4 separate regions of the Homo sapiens genome follow, and regions 2, 3 and 4 are each linked to region 1. Evidence: chromatin contacts called from ENCODE Hi-C or POLR2A ChIA-PET data. All regions are on one chromosome and are shown on one strand. The core of a region is the stretch at or near the end of the contact, and the rest is flanking DNA. Distances in the headings are between cores, read along the strand shown.

Region 1 (2,560 bases), core at 29-2,528:
AAATATAAATTTTTATTTATGATATCTAAATATAAATTTTTATATATGATATCTAAATATAAATTTTTATATATGATATCTAAATATAAATTTTTATATATGATATCTAAATATAAATTTTTATATATGATATCTAAATATAAATTTTTATATATGATATCTAAATATAAATTTTTATATATGATATATAAATATAAATTTTTATATATGATATATAAATATAAATTTTTATATATTTATGATATATAAATATAAATTTTTATATATTTATGATATATAAATATAAATTTTTATATATTTATATTTATGATATATAAATATAAATTTTTATATATTTATATTTATGATATATAAATATAAATTTTTATATATTTATATTTATGATATATAAATATAAATTTTTATATATTTATATTTATACATATAATAAATATAAATATAAATTTTTATATATTTATATTTATACATATAATAAATATAAATATATATATTTCGATTTATATCCTTGCTTAAATATATAAATATATATTTTATAAATATATAAATATATTTATATAATATAACATATATTTATATAAATTATATAAATTTATATATTTTTTAATATTTTATATTTAAATTTATATATATTTATATAAATATATATAAATTTATATTTATTTACATATTTAAGCTAGGAACTACTATTTTGTTTTAATTGCGTACATTTTGCTTGGAAATCACAGGAAGAAACACAACAAAGCATTGCCCAAGGTACAGAAACAATAATAAACGTACTTAAAACTCATTTAAATTCCAGCATTTTTCTCCTTATTTTAGAAGTTTAACATTTCAGAAGCAGACACTGCCTCCCTTCCTGCAACAACTTTCTCCTCTTAAGTCTCATTTTTCCCCAGTTTCAAGGGCGAATTCTAGAACTCCCCGGAACCGCCACCAGTTAACCAGAATTCCGTGGCTTTGGAAAATAAAACTGCTGTTATAGCTCTTCTGGGTATTTGAGAAATGCACTTGTGAAGGGTTAGAGTTGAATCTTTTGATGCGAAAGTCGGGTTTTCCTGATACTGGGATTCCGGGATTCCAGGTGTTGGGGTGGCCCAATTCCTGCGAGAAGCAATAGCGGGCGGTAACATGAGGAGCACGGTGCGTCCAGCGAGTCCTTCCGCCTGGGGCCCTGCCGACCCCCTGCCTGCGCCCCCAGGACTCTGGCCTCACCCGGCCGTGCCGGGGCCTCTGTGACGCGGCGTTCCAGGCACTCGGCCCCGGCCGAGCCCGTAGCTAGAGCGGCTCAGAGACAGGAGGCGGCGGCAGCAGCGGCGGCATGAACCACTGCCAGCTACCGGTGGTGATCGACAACGGCTCGGGAATGATCAAGGCGGGCGTGGCTGGGTGCCGGGAGCCCCAGTTTATCTACCCGAACATTATCGGCCGCGCCAAGGGCCAGAGCCGCGCGGCCCAGGGCGGGCTAGAACTCTGCGTGGGCGACCAAGCTCAGGACTGGAGGAGCTCGCTGTTCATCAGGTACCTCCTTCTCCCAGCAGGCTGCTGGGGCTGGGGAGGGTGGGTGGGGTGGGGGTGGGGTAGGGTGGGGCTGGGGAGGTTGGGGGGTGGGGCTGGGGTGGCTGGGGGTGGGGGGACTGGGGGTGTTGTCGGGGGGCAGGAAAGGACCCCAAAGGAGGTGCGCAATGGGGACAGAAAGAATAAGAAAGCCGGGAGCTGGAAAGCCCCATCCAGCTGGAATTACTACAAACGCACGGGCCACAAATCTCCAAGGGTACCACACATCTAAAAACTGAACATTTTGCTCTCTGTGGCTATACAAATGTATTAAAACGTATAAAGTTATCGAACGAATTCATTTAAGAATATTAACTCATGGTCCCTTTTGTCACTTGGGTTATTCTCTTCAATTGACATTTAAACTATACTATAATGTGGACATTTCCCAATTTTTTAAAAGTCACAAGGTTCCAAAGGACAGAGAAAATGGAAAGCAACAAAAATCGCAGAGGTAGGCCGGGCGCGGTGGCTCACGCCTGTAATCCTAGCACTTTGGGAGGCCGAGCAGGGCGGATCACGAGGTCAGGAGTTCGAGACCATCGTGGCTAACACGGTGAAACCCCGTCTCTACTAAAAATACAAAAAAATTAGCCGGGCGTGGTGGCGCGCGCCTGTAGTCCCAGCTACTCAGGAGACTGAGGCAGGAGAATGGCGTGAACCCGGGAGGCGGAGCTTGCAGTGAGCTGAGATCGCGCCACTGCACTCCAGCCTGGGTGACAGAGCGAGACTCTGTCTCCAAAAAAAAAAAAAAAAATTGCAGAGGTAAGTAGCTGTGCTATTTTTGGCTGACACTTACCTGCTGTGAGAGGCTGTGGCAGTTATTGCCCATAAAGGGATATTGGTAATAAACGCGGGGAATTAACTGAGGGTCGAAGACAATAGAAACTAGAAAAATAAAAAGCTGTCATTGATCTTATTGCTTTCCTTACAGTTACCCAGTGGAGCGTGGTCTCATTACTTCATGGGAGGACATGGAGATCATGTGGAAGCATATCTATGACTA
Region 2 (2,560 bases), core at 18-2,517, 1.7 Mb after region 1:
ATTATTATTATTATTATTATAGGTGTTGCTAGGTTAGAATTGTTTCCGCCTATACTGGGGACTTTGCTGCTGTAGGATCTTGGATAGTTCACCTGTTCCTTTCTTTGAAAGTTTTGCATGATTGCTGAAATTCAGTCTATAATATGTCCATTAGTGCAATCAGATTCACTTTTAACTGGCATATTTATGCCCTTATAACTTTCTACCCAGACGGTGAGAACTTTGGCCAGTGGATTGGCGGTGAAGGGAGTGTTTTTCCTTCCAGCTGGGGAGCTTACGTGTTCCTGAGCATCCTATTCTTGCCTCTGTTTTATCATGATAGTATTGTAATTTAGCTCTTTCCCTATATGTTTCCCCCACCTCAGTGAAATTCTCAAAGACTGTGAGTGCACAGTTCAGGGCCTGGCTTCGTGATGTTCTATAGGGCTAATCTTACACTTTCCTTTCTTTATTCCAAACTTAATTTAAGATGGGGCTATTAGTAGTAATCCAAGGAACCTCTTAGTTTTGAAAGGATTTTAGTAATTGTCCAAGGGGCTTACACTCCATACATGTATATGTTTGAAAAAAAATTACTTTTTAGCAGTGGACTTGGAACCAAACTTTTTGGAACACAACTATTTTTATCCCAGTTTTACACTTCTGTCCAGGTACATGGTAGAGATGCCATAGATATAGAGTTATATTGAATTCCTTTATAATAATAATGCAGGGGGAAAGGATCATCTGGTGAATGGAAAAGGAACCCTGGTAGAGGAAGGGGATGGGGCAGGGATTATTGCAATGACTGCCTACGGATGAGGGAAAAGTTGAGATTGGGGTATGCATGTCATCAGAGGACCACACCATACAAATTTGAGTGGTCACAGGCATTCTAGGAGTTAGAGACGGAGATGTTAGCAGAGGTGTGAATAGAGGTAGGGTCTATCGTGATAGTAGATGGAGTCCTGAGAATGGAAGTTTTATATGGGATGACAAGAAAAGACACAGTGTGGGGAGAAGCTATAGAACGCAGGAGATGATGGCCAACCTGAAAAGAGGACAATGGTGGTTGTTGGCCATCATAACAATGGAGAAAGGGCAAGAAGAGAGGCAGGGAATCCCTTAAGCAGCAAGGGATTGCTGCAGGGATGGGGAAAGGGAGTTTTCTGGGACCCTGATGACTTTGGCAGCAGCCAGTAGTGTTGGGGCTGTTCTGTGAATTGTATATGGTCAACCAGTGATTGATGCTTAAATTGTATGTAGTCACGGGGAGCTTGTGACTGGCCAAAGAATGGAGTAACACGTTTGGCTTAGCCTGCCAAGAATGAGATCATATTTGACCATAATGCTGAACAAACAGGATTCAAAGGGTAGATCAGAATTTTAATTTACTCTGTTCTCTCCCTCGGTGCCTATTCAAACCATTTTGTGGAGCTGAGTTTTCTGTTCCTGGATGAAATCTTAGACAAACTTGTTTGCTTCACTAACTTCTCTCAGATTAAAAGCAAAAAATAGTTCAAAACTTGTATTCATAAACACACAGTCTTGGTTCATTAATTGTTATGTCTGGTCTAGTCCAGGACAGTTAATTCAAAGGTAAGGCTTCTCCCTCCTGTCCAGCTTCTGCTTGCTGTAGGTGTGGAGCCTGCAGTGGGAAGGAGTGTTGTGGTATGCCTCTTCTCCCTTGTTGTCTGCCAGACATGTCTGCTCTTCCTCCCCTGCTCACCAGGCGACTCTGGATTCTTCAGAGTAGACTGGGTGGGGAGGGAGGATAAAGGGCAGAAAGGTCTTACAGAACCGAACATCGGTTTGCCGCTGGTTTCTTCTGGCTGTGGCTGATGGTGAACCTGACTAGTTCTTTTGTGGACCCTTTTATAAATTCTTTGGAGAGTCCCTTCCTTCTCTATTTCTGTGCTTCTCTAGTCTGTTTTCCTTGACGTGGGAGGAGGGAGGAGATACACCTCCTCTTTCATTCCAGTGGTATGCTGCTGAGGTCTCCTTATGGATCCAGGCAGCCTTAATTCAGATGCAGATCATGTTGACTTTGTAGTACTTATGGAATATTTAGGAGAAAATACCCTTCTAGAGTCAGAGAGAAGCCAGAGGTGGAAGTGTAGATGTGGGGGTAACTGCTTTGCAGATGATGGTTAAAAGTCAGGAGATTGAGCAAGGTTGCCCAGGAAGACAGGAGGAAAAAGATCTCAAAAAGACACTTGCATTTAAGAGGCCTAGAAGGAAATGGAGCTGGCAAAGAAGGTGGAAGCATCATTCAGAGTACTGGCTTTAGAAAAGGGCAGGCTGGATGGGAGCCAGCCCAGAATAATGCCTATTAGTATGTCTGTTCTTTACCTGGAAAGGGGAACTTAAAACACATATGTTTTTATTTAAATTGTGTAAAGACTCTACACTGTTTTCTTCCTGTTTTAAAAATTGATGTTAATTTTAGTTTTAAATTTCTAATTCTTTGAAGACAAAAATGTTAACTTTTTTTCCAGTTGTATATGAACACAGATCAAGATTAGAGAAATCCTTGCAAAAAGAAAGACTTGAACATAAAAAAGCAAAGGAAGGTAAGTAA
Region 3 (2,560 bases), core at 19-2,518, 1.7 Mb before region 1:
CATAAGACTTATTTTGAAGCTGATCTTCATACTGCATGATTAAGAAACCATCAGTGCAGTGGTCAGAATTACATTCTGCTGTTAACAGAGGAGCAAAGAATGCTTTCAAAGCTACTGCTGTATTTGGAAAAAAGTTCAGTTTTAGTGTTTTCTTTCTAGGTATTTTGCATGGCTAAGGCGGGAGAAGAAGGGCTGCGCGGGGATTGGGGGAAGCGACTTCCCACTCTTGATTACAGAAGGAGAATCATGTATACCACTGTAAAACATCCAACCTTTAAATGAGAAAGTGAGTGAAGTGAAATCGCTCTCACGTACACATCTTCCGCGTTACTTCTTATCCGCCAGCCAAACTTTCTCCATCAATCTGGGTAGGTCTGCCACGAAAACGCAGCCTGAAAGAAATGCTGAGTCCTGAGGCGGCGTGTGTTGCCTCACCCAGTGTTGGCTTTGGAGTTACCTGAAGCCTTCTAGCTACTGCACCCAGAGAGCAAGCTTCTCGTTTCAACTCGGTTGTTTCCGTGGGGAATTGCGGCACGAGCAAGTCCTGGGTGTGGCGATGCCAAGAGAGCGCTCAGATCTCCCATCTTTCCCGCTTCTGGCAAACCTTCCCAGCCCCGAATCGGCGAGTGACCAGCACCCGGGATCAGCCGTCCGGCATTCCGGGGACCGCGGGTGGACCCGACCCCGCCGCAGCTGCAAACTGCCGAAGCGCCCAGCTGGGTGCACTGTGCGTGTGCGCTTCTTCCCTACTCTTTCCGCGCCTGGAGGCGGATCCCCTTCCTTGCACACAAGTCCTTATATGCACCGGTTGCACCAGCCCGCGTTACTCCGGCCCCACAAATAATTAATGGGGGAGGGAGGGTGTCGCTTTTTTTTCCTCCGGCTTTTTCTCAGCGCGAGAGCATTTGAACCGAGGAGAAACCCCAAGACGCGACTGAAGGGCCATTTTGCTGCAGTGCACGAATTGGCCACACAAAAATAGAGCTTGGGTCCCTATGATAACAAGTCAAGGTTCAGGAACAGCCCCTTCGGGTTCGGCCCGAGGAGCCCGCAAAAGCCTGGGCGGAAAGGGTGCGCGCCCCTCCCCCCTCCACGCTGGTGCAGAGGGACCGGGTCAGGAAGCGCGGCCTCTCCCCAGTCCAAGACCACGCCTCCTCCGCCTCCCCACTCCCCCTTCACTCCTCCCAGGAAGCGGTGATAGACAGTTCTGCGTGGTTCTCCACCCCCACCCTCCCCCTGCTGAGTGGAGGAGTTGATGTGTCTCATTATAACAGCCAATGCAGCCGCCATCCACGCACAAGCAAAGAAGCATGTCCCATTTAAATACACCCACGCAGCCCCAGCGCCCTTAGCCGATCGGGGCGCTCAGCCCACACGCACCGCTGCTCGGGGCTTGGAGATCCGCGCAGGCTGGGCTCCCGGACCCGGCGGACCGACGCGCGGAGGATCGGGATCCGGCGCTGTGGGGCTGGGGTGGGCGGGGGAGGCTGGGCCCGGGGCCTCTGGCGCGACACCCGCATGAGGACGCGAGTGAAATAGACCAAGGTGGAATTTCCAAGGGAAAAGCTTCGGGGTGGTTTTGGTCCATTTCTCCAGCGAAGAAGTAGACATGGCGAGCGACTCCCCGGCTCGAAGCCTGGATGAAATAGATCTCTCGGCTCTGAGGGTGAGCAGGACGTTTTCTGGTTTCTTTCCAGTGGTTTGGGTTAGGGTGAATGGGCTCGGTGCGTGGACTGGGGGCTGGGGCTGGGGCAGGGGGACAGCAGCGGGAGAATGCGTCGGGGAGGGAACCTGGATTCCCGTTTTGATTCGGGGTTGCTGAGGTGCTCCTGGCTGAGCCCCTACGGCAGGGGCTGTGCGGTACGTGTCTTCCTCTGGCCGTGGCTTAGGCTCTCCCGAGGGCTCGTAGAGCTTATGCCAGTTTCATCTTATACCGGTGTAAGAGCATTAAAATGAAAGGCGTGTGTGCGTGTGTGTGTGTGTGTGTGTGTGTGTGTACACGCCCCGGGCAGTTGTCTGGTGCCAAGGCGCGAGACCCGACTGTCCCTTCTGCAAAAAGAATGCCAGCGTGAATAAAGGCACTGGCCCCTCACGTTTTCCAGCTACCTGCAAGATGACATTGTGAGGCTGGCTGTCCCCGCGAAGCCGAACCTGCCGCTCCAAGGGGGCAGTTATTGCTATGCTGGTCTTGTAGATGGCAACTGCCTCCCCCTCCCCCTTTTCTACCTCCCGCGCCCGGGCGCCCTCTCAGCGCTCCCTTAAATGCCAGTCTGCCACTCACCTTTATTTATGGCTTTAACTCAGCCCTGCCTGTTCTTTCTGACTTTGTGGCTGTAACGTTTCAGTTTTATGGCTGAACTTAAGCAGGTGAAAGGGATGTGTTTTCTGCTTTTCCTCAATCAGACCGGAACTCCCTGGAGTGTGTGCGAGTGTGTGTGTGTGTGTGTCTGTGTGTGTTTTCCCCGTGTCTGTGGCCAGTCCTTTGTAGAGCACCTCCCTCCCCCCAGCCCCACTGGTTTGCGTTTACCTTCACGTGAATTACCTCAGACGCCGTTTCATT
Region 4 (2,560 bases), core at 45-2,544, 1.5 Mb before region 1:
TAATCACTTTCAGATGAAAGTGATGAAGAATGACATTCAGGCTGATATCACAGAGGAGGTGGAGTGGGGTGGGGTGGGGTGTGATGTGATGGGAGGGGTACATGAGGACAGGCAAACACTAAATCTGGTTGTTTTATTAAAAAGGTCAGTGAAATCAAACTGAGCAGACAGTTTTTCTAAACAAAACGAAGGGAAGGTAAGCCTCTAGGTCTAGGTCAGTCTGCCCTCACTCTAGCATGGTTCATCAGCACAGTTGTGAAAACTCCCTTGGAGAGGTGAGCAGAGTGAGGCCACTGTCACTATCTTGCTCCCAGTGACCCCCAGAGTGGCTAACCACTGACCCCGCTGCTGGGTTAGGATTGAAAAGGTTATAAATAATAGTATTCATATTTGATCCTAGTTGTTCATAAAACCTGGCGTCTTGTTATCCAGGAAACAGCTCAAATGTCACCTCTTCACAGAGGATTTTTCTACCCAAACCAAAGTTTTGTGTCTCCTCCCGGCAAACCATCCAGCCCTTGTGTTTTCTCTCCTGTTTGATTCTCTGAATAACACACATCATTATCTGAAATGGTCTGCATTTGTTTATTTATTTGTTCAAACTTCATTAGAAGAGGGTGCCTCGCCCATTGCTGTAGCCACACCACCTGAAGCAATGACCCATAGGATTGGGTGCTCAGTTGTTGAATGAATGAGTCATATTTATACAAGGAAGTCATACTCTGTACAGGAAGACAGGAAATTAAAATAGATTTCTTTACACTCGGAATTATGACATGGCTGTTTGCCTTGATTTTATCAAAAATGATATTCATTTATCCATCCATCCATCATCCATCCATCCAACCAACAAACATTTCTTGATTACTTACCAGGAATTATCATTCCTGCTGGGGTTCTTGTTTGAAAGTAGATTGACATTTAGTAGGGAAGACAGGCATGCAAATAAGTAAGTGGGAAGTTGTGACTAAAATTATGTATAAGGAGAAGAGGAAGCAATCGATTTTGCTTGGGGAGAAATATCAAGAAGACTTGAACACAGAAAGTAATGCTTGGGCTGGATCATAAAATATGTATGTCTGTTTACTAAGCAAAAAAAGGGAAGGCAATCAGCATGAGCAAAGGTGTAAAGATGTGGCATAGTATAGAAGGGTGGGAGAAATGCTATAGCCACAAAGGGCAAGAGAGTAGCCTTGTATGGGTGAAGGTGGGAGGAGAGGCATGGCACCAAAGCTGAGGCTGGAGACCAGGCAGAGGACCTCAATCCTTCCACACAGTAGGCTTTTGATAGAGGAAGAAAGGAGAGCCGACAAAATCTCTTTGAAATGTGACTCATAAGCTTTTAAGTAATCTGTTGCTAGTGGTGATAGGTTTTTATTAAAATACCTAATGTAAGATAAACCTTTATATAAGAGAAACTTTAGGAAAATATTTGAAAATAAAATTTGCAATATTTCGGTAATAACCCTCGTTATCTTGTGAGAAGTTACTTAGGAATAGCTTTAAACAACTAGCTTTGGAAAAACATCCTATTTGACCCCAAGGAATTTTGTAAAGCATTTTAGCCATTAAAGGAAAGGAAGGTTCTATTGAGTTTTTAAAATGGGCTGTGTGAGCCCATTTGTTTAAACTAAACACTGAAGTGTCTTAGGTTTTAATGAGCCTAACTGAAAATTTAGCTAAAAACAACTCATTGGAAACCAGATGGTGCAGCCACCATTGTGAGCTGAGCTCAAACCCCTTGTTTTCTCAAGAGCATGTCAATTTAGCTCCACAGAACTCATAGTACAAAGATGCTATTAATTATGGGAGCCTCTGTACCCTAGTCACTCTCTCCATCCACCCCGGCCAAATCAACACATCCTTCCCCTCTTGGAAATTAATGCTTTCATTAAAATGTGTGTGTCTCTTGGGGAGGAGGTGGGGATGGGAAGGGATGCCATTTCCCCAGGTTTTCATCTGTTAGGGAAAAAAGTTATTCAGTGACACTGGGAAAAGCACAGTAAGGCAGACTTTATTCAAGGTCATTGGGAGAGGCACAGGAACCATTGCAATAGCATCTTGCAGCGGGAGAGAAATAATGGCCTCAATTTTGAATACAGCTTGAGCAAGTGGGAATTTATAGCCTAGGTGCTGTGTGGGGGTTAGCAGGTGGAAACCTACTAAGAGGAAACTTCAGGATTAAGGGGGATTCTGGCTAAGCAACCTAACAGGACTCTTGCTGAAAACAAGCCCGGGTGATCAGACATCACCTGGGGCATGGTGGAGGATGAGGAACATAATCAGATAACAGGGATTATCAGCTATTGAGGATAGGTGGTTCTAGCTAAACTGACTTAGCAGGGTTCTTTTGCTAAAACTGGATTTTACAAGGAAGTGCATAGATGGGCCTAGGAGGAGATTCAGAAGGCTAACTAAAGGTTGGACAAGCAAAGGATTGTCACATCCTCTTATATGGCACGCAACAGCCAAGCTCTGCACTACAGATTAATACCTTGAGGGCTTTAGTAAATGAGGGCAAGAAGAGGGATGTAATGGATCTCTTGAAGAGCACTGGGTG

What was found. Hi-C counts contacts between places; a loop is a spot of excess contacts on that map. ChIA-PET counts read pairs that join two places held with the same protein, here RNA polymerase II (POLR2A). Pooled maps may share reads with other maps.
Region 2: a map of heart right ventricle shows a loop between it and region 1 (6-fold over the local background). The contact joins the enhancer-like site here to the promoter of ACTRT3 in region 1. A Hi-C loop is called at or near these places in 1 of 168 maps with a recorded cell type or tissue (heart right ventricle) and 4 of 50 pooled maps. POLR2A ChIA-PET finds 5 or more read pairs at or near these places in 2 of 52 experiments (A549 and Caco-2).
Region 3: a loop to region 1 is called in a map of CD8-positive, alpha-beta T cell, with 11 times the contacts of the local background. The contact joins the promoter of TNIK here to the promoter of ACTRT3 in region 1. A Hi-C loop is called at or near these places in 4 of 168 maps with a recorded cell type or tissue (CD4-positive, alpha-beta memory T cell, CD8-positive, alpha-beta T cell and naive thymus-derived CD4-positive, alpha-beta T cell), 1 of 37 single-sample maps with no recorded cell type and 16 of 50 pooled maps. POLR2A ChIA-PET finds 5 or more read pairs at or near these places in 1 of 52 experiments (activated CD4-positive, alpha-beta T cell).
Region 4: a loop to region 1 is called in a map of naive thymus-derived CD4-positive, alpha-beta T cell, with 4 times the contacts of the local background. The contact joins the enhancer-like site here to the promoter of ACTRT3 in region 1. A Hi-C loop is called at or near these places in 1 of 168 maps with a recorded cell type or tissue (naive thymus-derived CD4-positive, alpha-beta T cell) and 5 of 50 pooled maps. POLR2A ChIA-PET finds 5 or more read pairs at or near these places in 1 of 52 experiments (activated CD8-positive, alpha-beta memory T cell).

What each region holds. Positions count from the first base shown.
Region 1 is chr3:169,768,279-169,770,838 of GRCh38, reverse strand. It overlaps ACTRT3 (actin related protein T3), which reads left to right and starts at 1,278. Exons shown (of 2, transcript NM_032487.5): 1 at 1,278-1,518; 2 at 2,489-2,560. The coding sequence starts at 1,319. RefSeq lists cis regulatory regions at 1,126, 2,483, enhancers at 1,054-1,198, 1,290-1,549, 2,411-2,555 and a silencer at 1,140-1,209.
Region 2 is chr3:168,048,283-168,050,842 of GRCh38, reverse strand. It overlaps GOLIM4 (golgi integral membrane protein 4), which reads left to right. Exons shown (of 16, transcript NM_014498.5): 2 at 2,478-2,552. Among named protein-coding and RNA genes, the nearest start is that of GOLIM4, 46 kb to the left of the region's middle. Within about 2 kb of position 1,267, at least 2 of the 41 ENCODE cell types and tissues checked have a DNase peak (open chromatin) inside an H3K27ac peak, as active enhancers do.
Region 3 is chr3:171,459,113-171,461,672 of GRCh38, reverse strand. It overlaps TNIK (TRAF2 and NCK interacting kinase), which reads left to right and starts at 1,268. Exons shown (of 33, transcript NM_015028.4): 1 at 1,268-1,666. The coding sequence starts at 1,610. It overlaps LOC102724479 (a long non-coding RNA gene), which reads right to left and starts at 2,455. Exons shown (of 3, transcript NR_189068.1): 1 at 2,282-2,455. RefSeq lists an enhancer at 67-567 and a silencer at 1,579-1,638.
Region 4 is chr3:171,259,810-171,262,369 of GRCh38, reverse strand. All of the region lies in intron 2 of TNIK (TRAF2 and NCK interacting kinase), which reads left to right. Among named protein-coding and RNA genes, the nearest start is that of MIR569, 150 kb to the right of the region's middle. Within about 2 kb of position 1,294, at least 3 of the 41 ENCODE cell types and tissues checked have a DNase peak (open chromatin) inside an H3K27ac peak, as active enhancers do.